Linked DNA regions of Mus musculus: region 2 is linked to region 1. A link is a loop called in an ENCODE intact Hi-C map of the cell type or tissue named here. Cell type or tissue: heart. All regions are shown on one strand.

Region 1 (8,000 bases):
GGATATCTGTGAGTTCAGGGCCAGTCTGCTCTACAGAAAGAGTTCCAAGACAGCCAGGGCAACACAGAGAAATCCTCTCTCGAAAAATGAAAAATGAAAAAATAAAAGTGTGGGGGCAGGGGCGGGGTGGGGGTGGGGCGGGGAGGATGTTGGGAAGAAGAGTTCCAGAGGATTGGGAAGGAAATAAGAGAGGTGAATGGGAGGCAGAGAGGACAACAGTGATGGAGAGACACCCTGAGGAAGCAAGAGACAGCAGGCAGGGGTTGAGGAGGTTCTGAGAGCATGAGTAGAATCAGAATACAATATACACATATGTGAATTGCCAAATAATAAATGAAACATATGTATCTGTGTCTATCTATCTATCTATCTATCTATCTATCTATCTATCTATCTATTTTCAAGAAGTTAGGTTGTGTTCCAGAGAGAGAAAAGAGAACTGAATTTGGAGAACTGATAGTTGTTCCAGCTACTTTTCTATTGCTGTTGATAAAATGCTGTTACCAAAAGCAAGGAAGGAAAGAGTTTCTTTGGATTACACTTCCAAGGCACAGTCCCTTAGTGAGGGAAGCCAAGGTGGGAACCTGAAGGCAGGAACCGTGGATGAAAGTTGCTTTCTAGCTTGCTAGCAGACCCATGCTTCTGCTTAGTTACCTAGGGAATGGTACCACCCACCACGGGCTAGGTCTTGCAACAGCCATTAACAATTCACAGTATGAGTTTCTCAAATAAGACTTCTCTCAGATGGCAGTAAGCTGTGTGGAGTTGACAGTAAAGCTAACCAGGAGAGAGAACTTTCACTGCGCCATTTTCACTGGTCAGAGATGAGAAACTGATCTCAGAGGTCATCAGTGTAGTGGTTTGAATGAGATGTTCACCGTGGTTTGGGCATTTACTATTTGATGCCTAGTTGTGGCCCTGCTTGGGGAGTTTAGGTGCAGGAAGTGTGTCTCTGGGGTCAGGCTTTGAGAGTTAATAGGCTTGAGCAATCCCCAGTTTGCTCTCTCATTCCTGATAGCAGTTAAAATGTGAGCCTTCAGCCTTCCGTTACCTCCTGCCACAATTCCCTGACACTACTGAGTCTTATCCATCTGGAATTATATGGCCAAGTAAATCTTTTCTAAGTTGCTATGGCCACTTAAAAAAGATTTTAATTTTTTTAATTGTATGTATATGAGTACACCGGTATGTCAGACACACCAGAAGAGGGTATCAGATCTGATTACAGATGGTTGTGAGTCACCATGTCGTTGGTGGAAATTGAACTCATGACCTCTGGAAGAGTAGTCAGCGCTCTTAACCACTGAGCCATCTCCCCAGCTCGGTCAAAGTGTTTTATCACAGCAACAGAAACTAAGACTGCGGGGCTGGTGAGATGGCTCAGTGGGTAAGAGCACCTGACTGCTCTTCCAAAGGTCCAGAGTTCAAATCCTAGCAACCACATGGTGGCTCACAACCATCCGTAACGAGATCTGACTCCCTCTTCTGGAGTCTAGTTGACAGCTACAATGTACTTACATATAATAAATAAATAAATCTTAAAAAAAAAAAAAAGAAAAAAAAAAGCCTTCCAGGCTGCCCTGTCTTGCAGGCTGCCCTGTCTTGTCTGAGCCTGTATTCTCTTCTTCTACATACTATAGTCTCACAAGGAATAGGAGGGGTAAGGTCCACTGGGCTGGGGTTGCATTGTTAGACACAAGAGATACACTCATTCATTCATTCATTCATTCATTCACTCATTCAATGCATATGTCTCTGGGCAGTGAAAGTGAGGGCTTAGGTGTTCCTGTGACCATGGCAGTCAAAAATGCTCCTTGTCCTACAGAGATGGAACTGGAAAAGATGGCTGAATGAGAGAAAGGGAAGGTCCAGGGACAGGGTCCCTGTCTTACTTTCTTTGTCCCCAGTTGAGTTTGCCACAGGGACCTTGCCTCCCCATCATTAAGTCTCTCTGCTTCACCTGGGCTCAGCCTGGTTCCAGGGAGTCTTCCTAACACACAGCAGAGTAGTTGCATTGTGTACACAGGACTCATGTTCAAATCCCCGAACCCCATGTATGCTGGCGCCCACCCAGGATTGTGTGCATTGGAGGATGTACACATACCCAGAAGAAATGTTGGAAATCATGGTTACAGAAGACTGAATGAGACCATTGAAGTGTATGAGCTTTTTAAGTGGCCAGTAACAGCCAGGCATAGCGGGGCACAACTTTAATTTCAGCACTAAGGAAGCAGAGGGGGCCAACTGTATGTAGGCCAGCCTGGTCTGCATAGTAAGTTCAAGGGGGGTGGGGTGGGGGTGCGGGTACATAGTGAGCACTGTGTTGAAAAAACACTAAAAACCAATCCCCCTCCCCAAAGCAAAACAACCAATCAAAACCAGCTAAATTGATCAAAGTTTAGGTTTCTCAATTTCTAACAAAAAATTGAGAGCTTCAGGCACAGCTGGATCCAGCCAGGCGGTCTTTCCTTCATCTTTGCCTTCTGGCAAGTTCCGAATCTACAAGGTAACACCGTGGCGACGCCTGCCCTTAAAGAAAGAGAAAGAGACTCCTAGCTGTGCTCCAGAATCGGGACTGATTTGTAAATTAGCTCAGAAAGCCACAGTGACAACAAAGACCACCTGGGAAGGGAGCTTGGGGACTCTATTGTCAGAAGGGGCGTGGTGACACATTCCTAACATTTCTGACTCTGGAAGGCAAGGGCCTGCCTGGATAAGGGACTGAGTTCAAGACCAGACCGGGATACATAGGCAGTTATTAAGAGGGAGAAACAGGCTACAAAAAGTGAGCCTGTGGATGCATAGACGAGACAGCTAAAGGGTTTTACAGCCTCCTCGCCTCACAGGTCCGAACTCACAAAGGATAGTCTACCCGGCACCTGCCTGCAGAAAGCCCCCAAGCCTGGCACCCAATGACACTTTTCTCACGTTCAGGAATAAGAGCCCCAGCCTTGCTCTCACATTGGGCACCATGGTAACCAGACCCTGCCTACCGTCCCCTCCCCCCTAGAGAACTCAGTTTCTGTTTGTCTCCAGGAGTCTAGCCGGTGCTGAGCAGAGGGCAAGTGGGCTCAGAGAGGGGAAGAGAGAAGGGCGAGGTGGTGGGAGTGGAAGCTGAAGCAGCTATGGAAGAGAGACTGAGGAATGGGCCTGGGAGAAGGGGAACGGGAAATAGGGAGGCTCAGAGAGGGTGACAAGATTGGTGAAGGACTGCAATGAGGAGGGGGCAATCCAGGGGGCTGGGGAGGTGCTGGGGAAGCTGATGGAGAAAAAGACCAGGGAGGTGGGACAGAGGGCAGAGACTTCTGGGAGAAATGTGGAGGACAACTGGGAAAGGGGGTTTAGAGGGAGGCAGACAGAGAATTGTGAAAACCGGGGACAGGGATGGTTCAGGAGGGCTGAAGAAAGAGAAGCCATGAGACAGGAAGAGATGGAGACGGAAGTAGAGTTGCAGGGAAACAGGAGGTGGGGCGCACACCGAGTCCCGGAGGTTAGGGGAAAGCGTGTGTCCTTGTGGTCTCAGCCTTCCAGTTCCGTGTTTGTCCCTCGTGGTTTCAAAGAGCAAGAAGCAGAAGTCCAGGAAAAGAGCTGCGCTGTGTGGCCCAGTGCGAGCATCTCGCCCCATCTTTCTGGACTTCCCCAGACCCGCTTCTCCAGGATGCAGCCAGAGGTGGAGCCTTTAATCTCCCCCAACCTGGGCGCCCCTGGCTCACACAGGGAGACAGGTGAGCAGGTCTGGGGGCCGGCGAACCGGCATTCCCACACTGTTGGTCCTCGAGCCTAGAACTACATTTCCCAGGAGCCCCTGCCTTTCTCTGGCTGATACTCTGGGTACAGAACTGCATTGCCCTTGGGGGTTCTGCAAGTCTCTGGCCAGTGTGGGAAGCCTCAAACCACATCTCTCAGAAGCTGTTGCAGTCCCCCTGCTAATAATTCTCTGAGCTCATACTACTTTTCCCAAGAGGCTCCCTTGCCAATATTCTGAAATCAAAACTACATTTCCCAGAAGGCCTTGCAGATCTCTAGCAAAGACTCTGCGGGTCCCTGGTCAGTATTCTGGGTCCAGAACTACATTTCCCACCAGCCTCTGCAGTTACCGGGCTCATTAATAATCTTTTAACAAGAAGTGCTGCAGCTATCTGAACGTAACTTCTGGGCCCCAAACTACATATCCCATGAGACACTTGCAGTTCCCTAGCCAACACTCAGATTTAGAACTCTGTTCCCCTCACCCTCTGCAGTTCCCTGGCACATACCCTCGGTTTACAAAGAATTTACCATGAAATGCTGCAGTGTCGTTCCCCCCTCCTCCGCCCCCCGCTAATATTTCTGGGCCCAGAACTGCAGTTCCCATGAACCTCCTGGGCTTCAACAACGCTTCTGAGTCTATTTTCCCTAGATACCTTCACTCCTTGGTCTTGCACAGTAGTTCAACGTCTTCCTGTCCTCAATCCCTGGTTCTTATTTTCAGATAGCCCCACCTCCAACCCAGATGCAGAACTAAACCCTAGGTGCCAATCTTCCACCACAGCCCCACTCAGAGCCCCGACCCCACCCCCCAGCCCTGTCTTACTTTCTTTGCCCATAGTTGAGTTTGCCACAGGGACTTTGCCTCCCCATCATTAAGTCTTTCTGCTTCACCTGGGCACAACCTGGTTCCAGGGAGTCTTCCTAACACGCAGCTAGACTATAGCTGTCTCTTGCTCACGTCAGCCCCAGGCTTGCAGCCCTTTCCAGCACAGCTCACTTCCCAAATGCTGAGTTGATGTCATCCCAAGAAGATTCTGCATGGCTGTAAGTAACAGAAATGTGAACTCTGTAAAAGTAGAAATGGCATTTGTTCTATACAAAAAGTACAGAGAGATTAAAGTCAGGGACACCACTAGGGAGCCAGTTTCTTTCATCTCTCAGAGTTTTGATTTGAGACACATTTCCTTGGCATAGCACATAACTTTGGCTTGCTATTACCTCACGGTCACAAAGCAGCTACTACAATTCCAACCATTCTCTCCAGAAGTCTTCATTCTGAGGGCTCCCTAGATGTCTTCTCCTGCCACTTCAGCTGCAAACACTAAGCTGCCCACTTGGCCGACCGAGTAAGAGGAAACAAGATGACCTTATTCTTCTGCACAGGGGTTTCCAGCTCTAGCCGAGGCCCATTTAACAAGAAGCTTTACCACTGGGGCTCAGGCGGTCCTAGTTTTTTGGATGCTTACCTGGTGGAGATAATGAACCGGAGCTGGAACATTTCGGTATAAGCCTAATGACTATTTCTGAGTACCTGGGAAGAGAACTATAAACCTCAAGACCCCATGTGGTCACCTTCCTCCACCTAGACCCTCACCTCCACAACAGCCCACCGTCTTCAAAACTGGGTATCATTCGTTCAAATGTGAACCAGTAGGGACTTTTCACATCCAAACTACAAAATGTAGCAAACTCCTACAGTCTTTAAGTCTCACTGTAACCTACACCTCCTCAGGGAGGCATTCTGGGATTGCCTGGGGGGAGAATTTCCTCTGCCATTCTAAACTGGGAGTTCTCAGGACAGAGTGGCTATTAGTCATTTGGCTAATAATCTTTTTAAGTTTTCCGGTGAAAGGGTGTTCTCCATTGTCCTCCAAGACACACAGGAAGCACAGAGATGCTATTGAGGAGTGAAATTCTTTTTTTTTTTTTTTTTTTTTTTTGGTTTTTCGAGACAGGGTTTCTCTGTATAGCCCTGGTTGTCTTGGAACTCACTCTGTAGACCAGGCTGGCCTCGAACTCAGAAATCCACCTGCCTCTGCCTCTCAAGTGCTGGGATTAAAGGCGTGTGCCACCACCGCTGAGTGAGGAGTGAAATTCTTGCATCAAGTGAATTAGTAAATACTTTATTTTCCCCCAGTTTTGGGATCAAACCTAAAGATTTGTGGTGTCAGACAGGGGCTCTAACACTGACATGATCCTAGTCCTTCACGGGTGGATTCTAGGCAGGTGCTCTACCACTGAGCCACACTCCACCTTCTCACTGGGTATTGTGGTTTGAATAAGAGTAGCTTCTAGAAGCTCATGTATTTGACTGCTTTGTCACTAAGGAGTGGATCTGGTCTTGTTGAAGGATCTATGTCTCTAGGGCTGGGATTGAAGTTTCAAAAGCCCATGCCAGCCTTTCCCCTCTCTCAGCTTGTGGATCAGCGACTACTCCAGTGCCGTGTGTGCTATCATGTGCCCTGACATGATAATGGACTAAGCCTCTGAAGTTTTGAGGGAGACCCCAGTTAAAGTGGCTGTGGTCATCTCATACCTTCACAGCCACAGAACAGTGTGGTCACGGCATGCCTTCACAGCCGTAGAGCAGCGACTAAGACAGAAGTTGGTACCAGGAAGCAGGATATTGCTGAAACAGGCCTATTCATGCTACTTATTGGTGTAATGTAGACTTTGGGATGTCGGATTTAGAAAAGCAGTTGAACGCTTGAAGAGGGGCTTAATGGGCCATTCAAGAAGGAGCATTAAAGAGATGCTGAGGGCAAGTTGAACTGTGGGGGCCCAGCTCCAGAAGTTTTAGAGGGAAGTAAATGCTCTAGAGACTGTTTATGGTGGTTTGAATAATAACGGCCCATATTGGCTCATATATGAATGCTTAGTCATCAAGGAGGGGCACTACTTCTAAGGATTAGGGGGTATGGTCTTATTGGAGTGGGTGTGGCCTTGGAGTAGGTGTGGCCTTGTTGTAGGATGTTTGTCGTTAGGGGTGGGCTCTGAGGGTTCATAAACCTAAGCCAGTCCCAGAGGCCTTTTCTCTTCCTGCAGATTCACAAGTAGACTTCTCAGTTCCTTCTTTAGCACCACATCTACCTGTGTGCCTTCATGCTCCCTGCCATTATGACAATGCACTAAATCTCTGGGTTGGAAGCCAGCCCCAGTTAAATATTTTCCTTTACAAGAGCTAACATGATCATGGTGTCTCTTCACAGCAATAGAACACTGTTGATTAAGACAACTTTCTTATGTTATTTTGACAAAGAATGTGGTGTCTTTTTGCCCGTGTCCCAAATATCTGCCTGAGACTAAATTGAAGAGTTTTTTAGATTAATAATGGCATTGATAGAATCATGTGGTTATTAGTATCTATCTCTCTACCTCTCTATATCTATCTATCTATCTATCTATCTATCTATCTATCTATCTATCTATCTATCTATCTAATCGAGACAGGGTTTCTCTGTGTAGCCATGACTGTCCTGGAACTTTCTCTGTAGACCAGGCTTGCCTCAGACTCAGAGATCCTCCTGCCTCTGCCTCCAGAGTGCTGGGATTGAGGCATTGAGCACCACGTCACAGACTAGGAATCACTGTCATGCAGATATACAATGAAAAGGGGCAATCTGGACAAAGAGAAATACAAGCTATACACACTGAAGGGAAAAGGAGCAGCAGGAAGTGTAATGGAGTTGAGCCCAGTGCTCAGAGAGATACAGTGGTTGACGGAAAGCCTGATGCTAAAGAGAATAAAGGGAGAGGGGTCCTCAAGGTAAGAGCCCATCCAGCCAAGCTTCCAGCCCATGAAGGAGAGCTTAAGTAGTGAAGGAAACCATCGGTAACAGAAAGTCAATGCCAACACAACTGACCGAGGTGGCCATGTTCCAGTCCCAGCAAGTAGCCATCTTGGCACTTTGGGCCACACGGTTCTGGTTTTGGAGTCAAGGACACAAGGAAGGGTTGTGGAATCTTCCTCTCAGCTAAGGAGAGCTGCTGACGTCAGGCGTGTGCAGGAGTGTCCGGCGTGGAGGCTCGGAGAGGCCGATGCACGAAGCTGCGAAGGTGCAGCCTGGGTTGCTAGGGGGCCTCAAGATGTTGGAGATGCCAGAGCTGTGGGACGGCTGCAGAAGAAAGCTACTAACAGGGAGCTGGTGGAGCCCATCACCTGGCTGTCTTGACCCACCTGCTCCAGAATAATGACGCAAAGACTTAGAGTTATTTATGAAGCCTAGGCCTTATAGCTTAGGCTTGTTCCC
Region 2 (8,000 bases), 440 kb before region 1:
AGTTCTGCAAGAACCAGTGCCTTGCACACCAAGAGGACCCTATCACTGAACTAAGCCATACCCTCAGGCCCTTTAAAATTTTTATTTTTGACCCAGAGTTTCAAAGTTGTCAGGGCCTCTAAGTCACTCCAGCTGGCAGTGAACTTCCAAACCTTGTCTCCATCTCCAAATGCCAGGGTTATAAGCCTGTGCCACTAGTCTAGGCACCTTATCTGCTTGATTATCTCCTAGCAAATGAGGTAGAAACTTGCTATCGTTCCACTGAAGTCAAGAGAACTTCAGTAGCTGTCTGCTGAACCTCTCCTACAAGGCATTCTTCCCCCCACTTCCACTCCACCCACCAGAAGATACCTCTAGCCTCTCAATCCTAGTTTCAGAAGACATCCCAATCACTCCCATGTCCTACTTAGGTGTCACTCCCAAATACAACTTAGTAGGAACAGAGAGCATCTCCTGTGCCCAATGGCTATGTTTGTAGCCCTGCTGAGGTGCAGCCAGAGAGAATACAGACTCCAAACCACCCACATTAAAGCTCCAAGGGGCTGGACACAAATTGTTGGGTGTACGAGAATTTTGGTTTCCTTAAAAAAAAACGCAGAAATACTATAAAAAATGTTTTCATTTTAATTCCAGGTGTAGGACACGGGGCTGCTTCAGACTGTCCACAGCAGCTATGATTTGCCCTCATGCTCTAGCAGGGGCTTGATTCTGACAGCTGCAGATTCTGATTGCATGTTTAGAATTTTGGGGACTTTTCAGAGGGTACATAAATGCTAGGGTTCCTAGAGGTGTTGTTGGTGTCTCAGTTTGTTAAGTAGTTGTGCACAAAGAAACAAGATGTACTCATTCATAGTTCAAACTTGAATTTCAGACAAAATCTAGACATCGCCTTTCCAGTCAGCAGCTGCCCAGCCCAATCTGCAATCCCTTTTAGGTGTGGTCGGGGTGCTCAGCAAGTCCTCCTGACCCTTTGTAACAGCTCAGTCCTGATGCCTGTGCCCTTTCACCACTAACCCTCCACTACTTTCCCTGTATCCTGGCTAACAGCACATATCTCCTAGAGGACACAGAATTAGAGGTTGGATAATGGCCATGCAGATTCATCTACATCAGTACCCACGGCCTGTGAATATTATCCCATGGCAAAGCATTCAGTGTAGACAAGTTACATGAAGGCTCCTTCAAGACTCAATTATCCTGGACTATCTGGGACAGTCCAATGTTCAAGCACAGGGCTTCTGTAAGGAAGGCAGGAAGCTCAAAGGAAGAAGCTTCAAGTTGGACGGAGGCAAAGAAGCCTGAGGGGACACAAAGAGCCTCAAAATGAGGTAGCCTCTAGATACTGGTATGGCTAGGAACCCAGTGCCTTGGGAACTCCAAAATTCTATTAAGGTGCCAAGTGTGTGCTCTCTGAATCTTTTAACCTGTCATAACAGCAAGGGGGAGTTAACCAGTACAGGTGACACCCAAAACGTGGGAGCTGGTACAGAAGCATGAGGCCAACTCAGTGATAAGTTACAACAGTGACTTCTAAAGGGGAGGTGTTGTAAGAGAAGGGCAGGGGCTCTAGAGAACTCTGAGCATCTGGCCACGTGGCACTGCCCTTTCCCCAGCCAAACTGGCCTTGGCCTTCCTGCCCTTGTTTGCCAGGACACCCACACCTCCAACTCCTGTCCCTCTGGCCTTCGTGACCCAGTTTTACTTGTTCCCTAGCACTGTGTGGAGATTATGCTTTCGAGTTTTCTGTCCCCACACAAGCAACTGATTCAGAAGTGTGCTGCTGCCCAAGGGGGTGAGGTGGGGGTAGCACAGTGCTGGGGGCTATATGAACAAAGTCCCGACCTTGTCCTCTATGTGCTGGAGGAGATAGTCATGCACAAGTATGGAAGGACAGGAAGAGAAGCTACACCAGATTCTGAGCTCCTAGGAAGAGCTTTCCCTCAGCTACCCCTTTAGCATTACCTGGTACTGATGAAGACTCACCCTTCCCTGTACCAAGTGGAAGGGATACTTTTACTTATTAGGAAAAGGATAGACACACAATACCATGTACACTCACACTGGGAAGACAAGTAGCAGGTTGGTGCACACCCCACCAAAATCTAAGTAGGCAGACCAACTCCTGCCCACAAACAGAACCCATAAAGCCCAATCCTTTTCCATCACACAAGGCTGTTCTCTCAACTGGGAAACCAGGGCCTGCCACAATAGTACAGGGATGAGAAGCAACCAGGTGGACAAAAATAAAGATATACGAAGCGTCACAACAAAACCTCTTTGCACACTAACCAAAACAATTTAACAGCAACAACAAAATCTAGGTAATAGTCCAGGTTTGAGGCCTCACAGGACAGGGTGGGGAACTCTGCTCTATCAAAGACAACTGTGGCCATGCAAAATTCTTCTTACCCTTTTTCAGGCCCCAGTCTTGTCTTTCACAACTAAGCTAGTGCCTTTGGGATGCTAGGCCCCTTCTTAGCACAAAGCCCCAGATTTTCAGTGTTCTGCCCAGGGGGCTCCTATACAGGTCTTTGCTACCTAGGAGCTGTTGCCAGGTGCTCTGTGGTCCCCAGAGAATTCCCTCAGCCCTTCCTAACCATCAGAGCCCGGCTGATGCAACTGCCTGCAACCAGCCGCCTCACTCCCCAGCTCAGGCCCCTCCGCACTGGAAAAGAGTTCCAAGCAGCTCCACCCTTGCTTCTGGCTCCCCACAGGATTTGTTTTTTGTTTTTGTTTTTTGAGAGGAAAGAGACTAGGCTGCCACTTGAGCCGGGGTGAGGGTTAGGAAGAGAGAATAGCACACATGATGGACACATAACAGTCTGGTACTGGCCAAGGCTCAGGGTGGCAGGCCTCCAGGGATGATCACAACTCCCATAAAGTGACGGCTGTGCACATGCTGGGGAGGGCATGGCAGCTAAATGTGAAAACCAGCTCTTGAGTTAAGGTGGATCTGAGGGCGGGGGAAGCATCTGGGTAGGACCTCAGGAAAGAAAAAAGAAGTACCATGGGGAAGACTATGGGCTGGTACCCCCACTCTGCACTGTCTTTGAAACCTTTCGATTATTCCAAAAGTTTACTTTAAAATACCAAACTCAAGGAAAGGAGCACCACCGGCACAGCAACATGGCACAATGTTTCAAATAAAAACCAGCACCTGTGGGGCCCAGGGATGCAGCTCAGGTGGTAGAATGTCCATTTAGCATGCAGTTCATGAAGCTCTGGGTCCATCCCATTTCTGTATTCGTAGCAGACTCCACATGGACTTAACAAAGCCCATAGCTGGCAAGGGAGGGCTGGAGTCTAAACACATCAAATCACGCCTGTGCTCAAACACTGGCAGAAGATAAGAATTCACACTCTGATGGCTCAGTGTTACAGAGCACTGACTGCTTTTCCAGAGCAACCACATGGTGGCTCACAACCATCTGCAATGGAATCTGATGCCCTCTTCTGGTGTGTCTGAAGAGAACCTGTGTACTTACATAAATAAAATCTAAAAAAAAAAAAAGAGTGCCCATTCCAAGGGGAATTATCTCAAGGACTTGTAACTTTCAAAATCAGTATTCCCCACCTGCTCTGAATCTTTTACAGTACCAGGGATGGACACCAGAGTCTGGAAAGCAGTATTCTGGCCAACACTCTGCCACCAACCTCCAACCCCAGCCCATTACATATTTTTTTAAAATCAGGATCTTTGTTAAGTTCTCTAGACAGCCAAGAACTCACTTTCTAGTCAAGGCAAGCCTTGAGCTTTTTTCCTCCCCTTACTCAGTATGTAGACCTGTCACTACAGGTGGTGGAGGTCAGAGGACAACCGTCTAGAGTTGCTTTTGTCCTTCTACCAAGTGGGTCCTGAGGATGGAACTCAGGAGGGTTGAGTTTAGAGATCACCACCAGAGCCATCTCAAAGCAGCTCCAGCCCTGACCTTGACTTTCAATACTCCTGTCTTAGCCTCCTAAGTAGGTGAGATATCAAGCCTGGCCTCTGGACTTTTTCTTTTTAAAACACATTGAGGCCAGTCAGTATGACCCTGAACTCATGATTTCTTTTCTCCCATCTCCCAAATCCTGAGAATACAGGCAAGTCAAGCCCAATCCATGTGGTGCTTGGACAGAGACTAAGGTTCTGGTGTTAAAAACAGACGAGCATTCTTGAGCTCTATCTCCAACCATTCAGTCTCTCAGCTGCTACAAATATGACACACTGACTGACTTTCACATGGAATGCCAGCCATGTACATGAACATGGGGTAGAAAACAGGGTTCACGCATCATCCCCGGTGAAGGACAAGAGGGACTCTTTTACTAAATGGAATATAAATGTCCTATTTTGGACAGGATCAAGAAATAATTATCTAGTGGGGTCAGCAAGAGAGCAAGGACTGCAAGAAAGTCAGAGCAAGGGCAAAACCTTAGAGGTCGGCAGGGATGGCTGGAAACAGAAACCTTGGAGGTGGGACACACAGAACGATCATATGGCTAAGAATCTGGGGTAGGGAGAGTAAAAGAGGTGAAGTCAGGGTTTTTTTCTAAAAGAAAATACAATGACTGAGCAGTGGGTAAAGGCTGCCAAATAGTTTGACCCGAGTTCCGTCCCTGGGACTCACATGGTCAGAGAACCAACTCCTGCTAGCTCTCCTCTGACCACCACAATAAATGTTAAAACAAAACAAACAAAAATATGTTGAAGAGTCTCGTGGTTAGGACTTCGTGGCCTACTTTCCATAGCTGATATATCTGTGCGCGTATACAGCGCTCTACAAGTACTTGGGAAGCGTTATCTCGCGGTTGCTGCCTGGAACTCCTCTATGAAGCCTAAGCTAGCTTGCGCCATTCGGCGATGGGCTTAACCCACGAGGTCTCGGGTGGCAAATTCGTGAAGCAGGGAGAGAGAACGAGACGAGCTGGTTTCGGGTGTGAAAGACACATCGGATCTGACCGATTCAGGAGACCGAGCCCGGGCCCCCAGCCTGAAGCAGAGAGTGGAGGGTCAGGGCGACATGGCGGGCCCGGGGTCGCCACCGCCCCGTCGGGGCCGCGCGAGGGCGGGGCGCGGAGGGATCCAGGCAAGCCCGCGCTGCGCCGCCCCCGGTATATTTGTCCCCAGGCCCCGGGGCCGCCTCATTTTCAACCCTCTCAGCACAGTCTCCCTTAACGCTCCCGCCACGCCGCCTCCGCCCGCGCAATGGCTCTGTAGCCGCGACCCCGTCGTGTCCCCCGCCCCCGTCTCCGCGCTCACCGCGCCTTCACTCTCCGCTCACACCGTCTCTTCAGCCGAGGCCGCCGCCGCCGTTGCCTCCTCGCCTTTTCGCCGCCATGGAGTGAGTAACCGCTCGCCCCTCCCTCGCCAACTGCCTTTCCCGCCCTTTCAGAGCTCGCGGGGCTTCACGGGTCAGCCTCGTGGTGGGGGCGGGGGAGACGAAGTGAGGAACCACGGTCGCGCAGGCGCAGAAGAGGGAAGCTGGCGGCCGGCGCATCCGCTGAGCAAGCGCACTAGGCTCGAGTTGCGAGGGGCGGGGAGGAGGAGGGCGTGCTTCCGGAGAATTTGGGGGCTTTTAAGGTCGGCTCGCGCGCCGTTGCGCCTGCGCGCTAATTCACAGACCCTCTGCCCCTTTTCCTCCAAGGAGACAACCCCACAACCTGTTGCGCATGCGCATTGTCTTATTCCCCCACCCCCCCACCCCTCCACCCCCGGCCTGAACTACGGCGGGCGGCCGGTCATTGGCTAAACACGCGCACTGGTCCCCCAGGAGGGTAGTGGCGTAACAATGGATCGGGTCCTGGGACTGAGCTTGCGCCTCGTCGCTAGTCGAGCCAGCAGCGAGGAAGGGTGGGGTTTTGCTTGAGGCTCCGACTCAGGCCCAACTTCCCTCCAATCAGACACCTGCTGGGGCGGGGACTGGCTTAAACTGACAGGAAAGGCTTTAGGAACACCTTTAAGAAAGAGTTAGCACTAGCACTACAGGGGCGGGGCCTCTAGGGACTTGCTAGTGGGGGACGGGAACTGACTGTGACAGACAGAAGGGTGGGCGGAGCTTCCCGTAGAATCTTTAGAAGTCACCAAAATTTTTAAGGGAAGAGCGGGATCTGTGTGTGTGACACTGATGAAGGGCCCAGGCATGCAGAATTATTCTGGGAACCCCTGTGGATTAAAGGGGGTATAGTCTAATGATGCGGAAGGGGCACGGCTAGAAGGAAATTCCCTTGGGATTGAAATTTTTATGAAGAGGAATAAGATGAGGTGGGTAGGAGGGACTAGAGGTAATTCCCCTGGGAAAACACTAGGTTTCTGTGTTGAGGGAGGAGATGGGGCAGGGGAGTTTCCAATAATGTCCCTGGGAATGTGTGGAGCGCTGAAATTTTCGGAAAGAAGGAAACTGTGTAGCCTGTGGGTCAAGCCGCTTTGACTCAATCCCACCCACGTCCCCTTGTCCTCACAGGTCCTCCACCTTCGCCTTGGTGCCTGTCTTCACCCAGCTGAACAATCTTCCACGCTGCCTCCCAATTGTTGGTGCAGCCTCCATTGCCGTCGCTGCCCTGTGCCTGTGTCACAGCCATGTCACTCCTGGCGACCCTGGGACTGGAGCTGGACAGGGCCCTGCTCCCAGCTAGCGGGCTGGGCTGGCTCGTAGACTATGGGAAACTCCCCCTGGCCCCTGCCCCCCTGGGCCCCTATGAGGTCCTTGGGGGTGCCCTGGAGGGCGGGCTTCCAGGGGGGGGAGAGCCCCTGGCAGGTAAGAACAGGTTAAGAAGAGAGGTGGGTTGAGCTGGGGGTGGGGGTGGACAGAAAAGGAAGAATTTATTCCTTCACAAGATCAGTACTGAGGGCCTGCAGTGTGCCCAACACTGTTCTAGGTCTGCAGGGTTCCGAGCAAGGGATCCCTAAGCTCATGGGTGCATCAGGAGACAGAAGTGGGAGACCAAAGCTTAGTGGACAGTGATGAAAGACATAGTTGAGAAGTCAGCCCCTCTAAGTAGATGACATCTGAACTGAGGGCTGAGGGATGGGGAGAAGGAGCCATGATAAGGTGGAAGGGGGCTCCATCTCAGAGATCCTGGGGCACAGTCTCTTTTGACTATGTAACAGATGGTTGTCCCAGACTGCGCCTGGTGGCACATGCCCTCAGCTCCCCCTGTTCAAGGGGCTTCTCAGCCTCTTGAGGTCAGGCCAGCCTAGGCAGCATAGCAAGAACGTAATTCTCAAACATCTCAGAAATGGAAAAGGAGAACAAATAAAGATGGAGCGAGTCATACACACACACACACACACACACACACACACACACACGTGCAGGAAAGGGAGGAGAGAGAGTGGTGAATAGTCCTAGCACTCTGGGAGAGTCAGATGTTTAAGGTTGTCCTCAGCCACGGACTACAAAGCAGGTCCAAGGCCAGCCTAGTCTACACAAGTCTCTATCACCAATAATAACTGAACAAGCAAGGAAAGGAGAGAAGACATAGGTATGGGGTGCAGTCAAGCAGCCACAGAGCAGGATTACAGACGTGGGAGCAGACCTTTGTTGGGTGGACCGTTAGTTGGGTGACTGCTTCACTGAGTGGTTGGCTGATTGATTTGAATCATTGATTGGCTTGTTCACTGATTGGTTGGTGAGTTGATTAGTTCATTGGCAGGTGGCCTGGTGAACTGATGGGTGATTGGCTGGTTGGCTGGGTCATTGGTTACATGGTGGTTTAGTTGATTGTTGGCTGGTGAACTCTGGTTCACTGGTTCACTGCTTACTTTCTGGGTTACTTGGTTGGCTACTGAACTATATGATTGGCTGATTGGTTGGTTGGTTGCCTCATTCATTGTTAGTGGGTCTGTTTGTTGATTGTAAACTATGGTTGGCTGATTGACTGACTGGCTTGTTCATAGATTAATGAATTTGTTGGTTGGTTGGCTGCTGAGTGGTATGATTGCCTGGTTGGCTGGTTAGCTAGTAAATCCTATGGCTGGCTGACTGGTTGATTGGTTGGTTGGTTGGTTAGTTCATTGG

Evidence for each region. A loop is a pair of places that touch in the nucleus more often than their neighbours do. Peaks named below come from ENCODE experiments on the same cell type or tissue, not always from the same donor. Only the 100,000 strongest peaks of a DNase experiment are listed, where the experiment ranks them.
Region 2: it touches region 1 in a loop (3-fold over the local background); 1 of 42 quality-filtered maps calls a loop at or near these places.

The regions. Positions count from the first base shown.
Region 1 is chr7:44,370,048-44,378,047 of GRCm38, reverse strand. It overlaps 1700008O03Rik (RIKEN cDNA 1700008O03 gene), which reads left to right and starts at 3,018. Exons shown (of 6, transcript NM_027049.1): 1 at 3,018-3,061; 2 at 3,524-3,725. The coding sequence starts at 3,659. It overlaps Gm39001 (a long non-coding RNA gene), which reads right to left and starts at 3,551. Exons shown (of 2, transcript XR_882056.2): 1 at 3,479-3,551; 2 at 2,145-2,524. In heart, no CTCF peak of the experiment used is centred here; DNase peaks (open chromatin) are centred at 3,017 and 4,077; H3K4me3 peaks cover 2,048 bases; H3K27ac peaks cover 1,965 bases; H3K27me3 peaks cover 359 bases.
Region 2 is chr7:44,813,726-44,821,725 of GRCm38, reverse strand. Atf5 (activating transcription factor 5) reads left to right here and starts at 6,068. Exons shown (of 3, transcript NM_030693.2): 1 at 6,068-6,244; 2 at 6,444-6,737. The coding sequence starts at 6,560. Nup62 (nucleoporin 62) reads right to left here and starts at 5,638. Exons shown (of 2, transcript NM_053074.2): 1 at 5,243-5,638. Il4i1b (interleukin 4 induced 1B) reads right to left here and starts at 5,356. Exons shown (of 9, transcript NM_001171024.1): 1 at 5,243-5,356. In heart, CTCF peaks have their summits at 3,433 (motif pointing left) and 5,971; DNase peaks (open chromatin) are centred at 1,705, 2,765, 5,705 and 6,605; H3K4me3 peaks cover 4,960 bases; H3K27ac peaks cover 4,395 bases.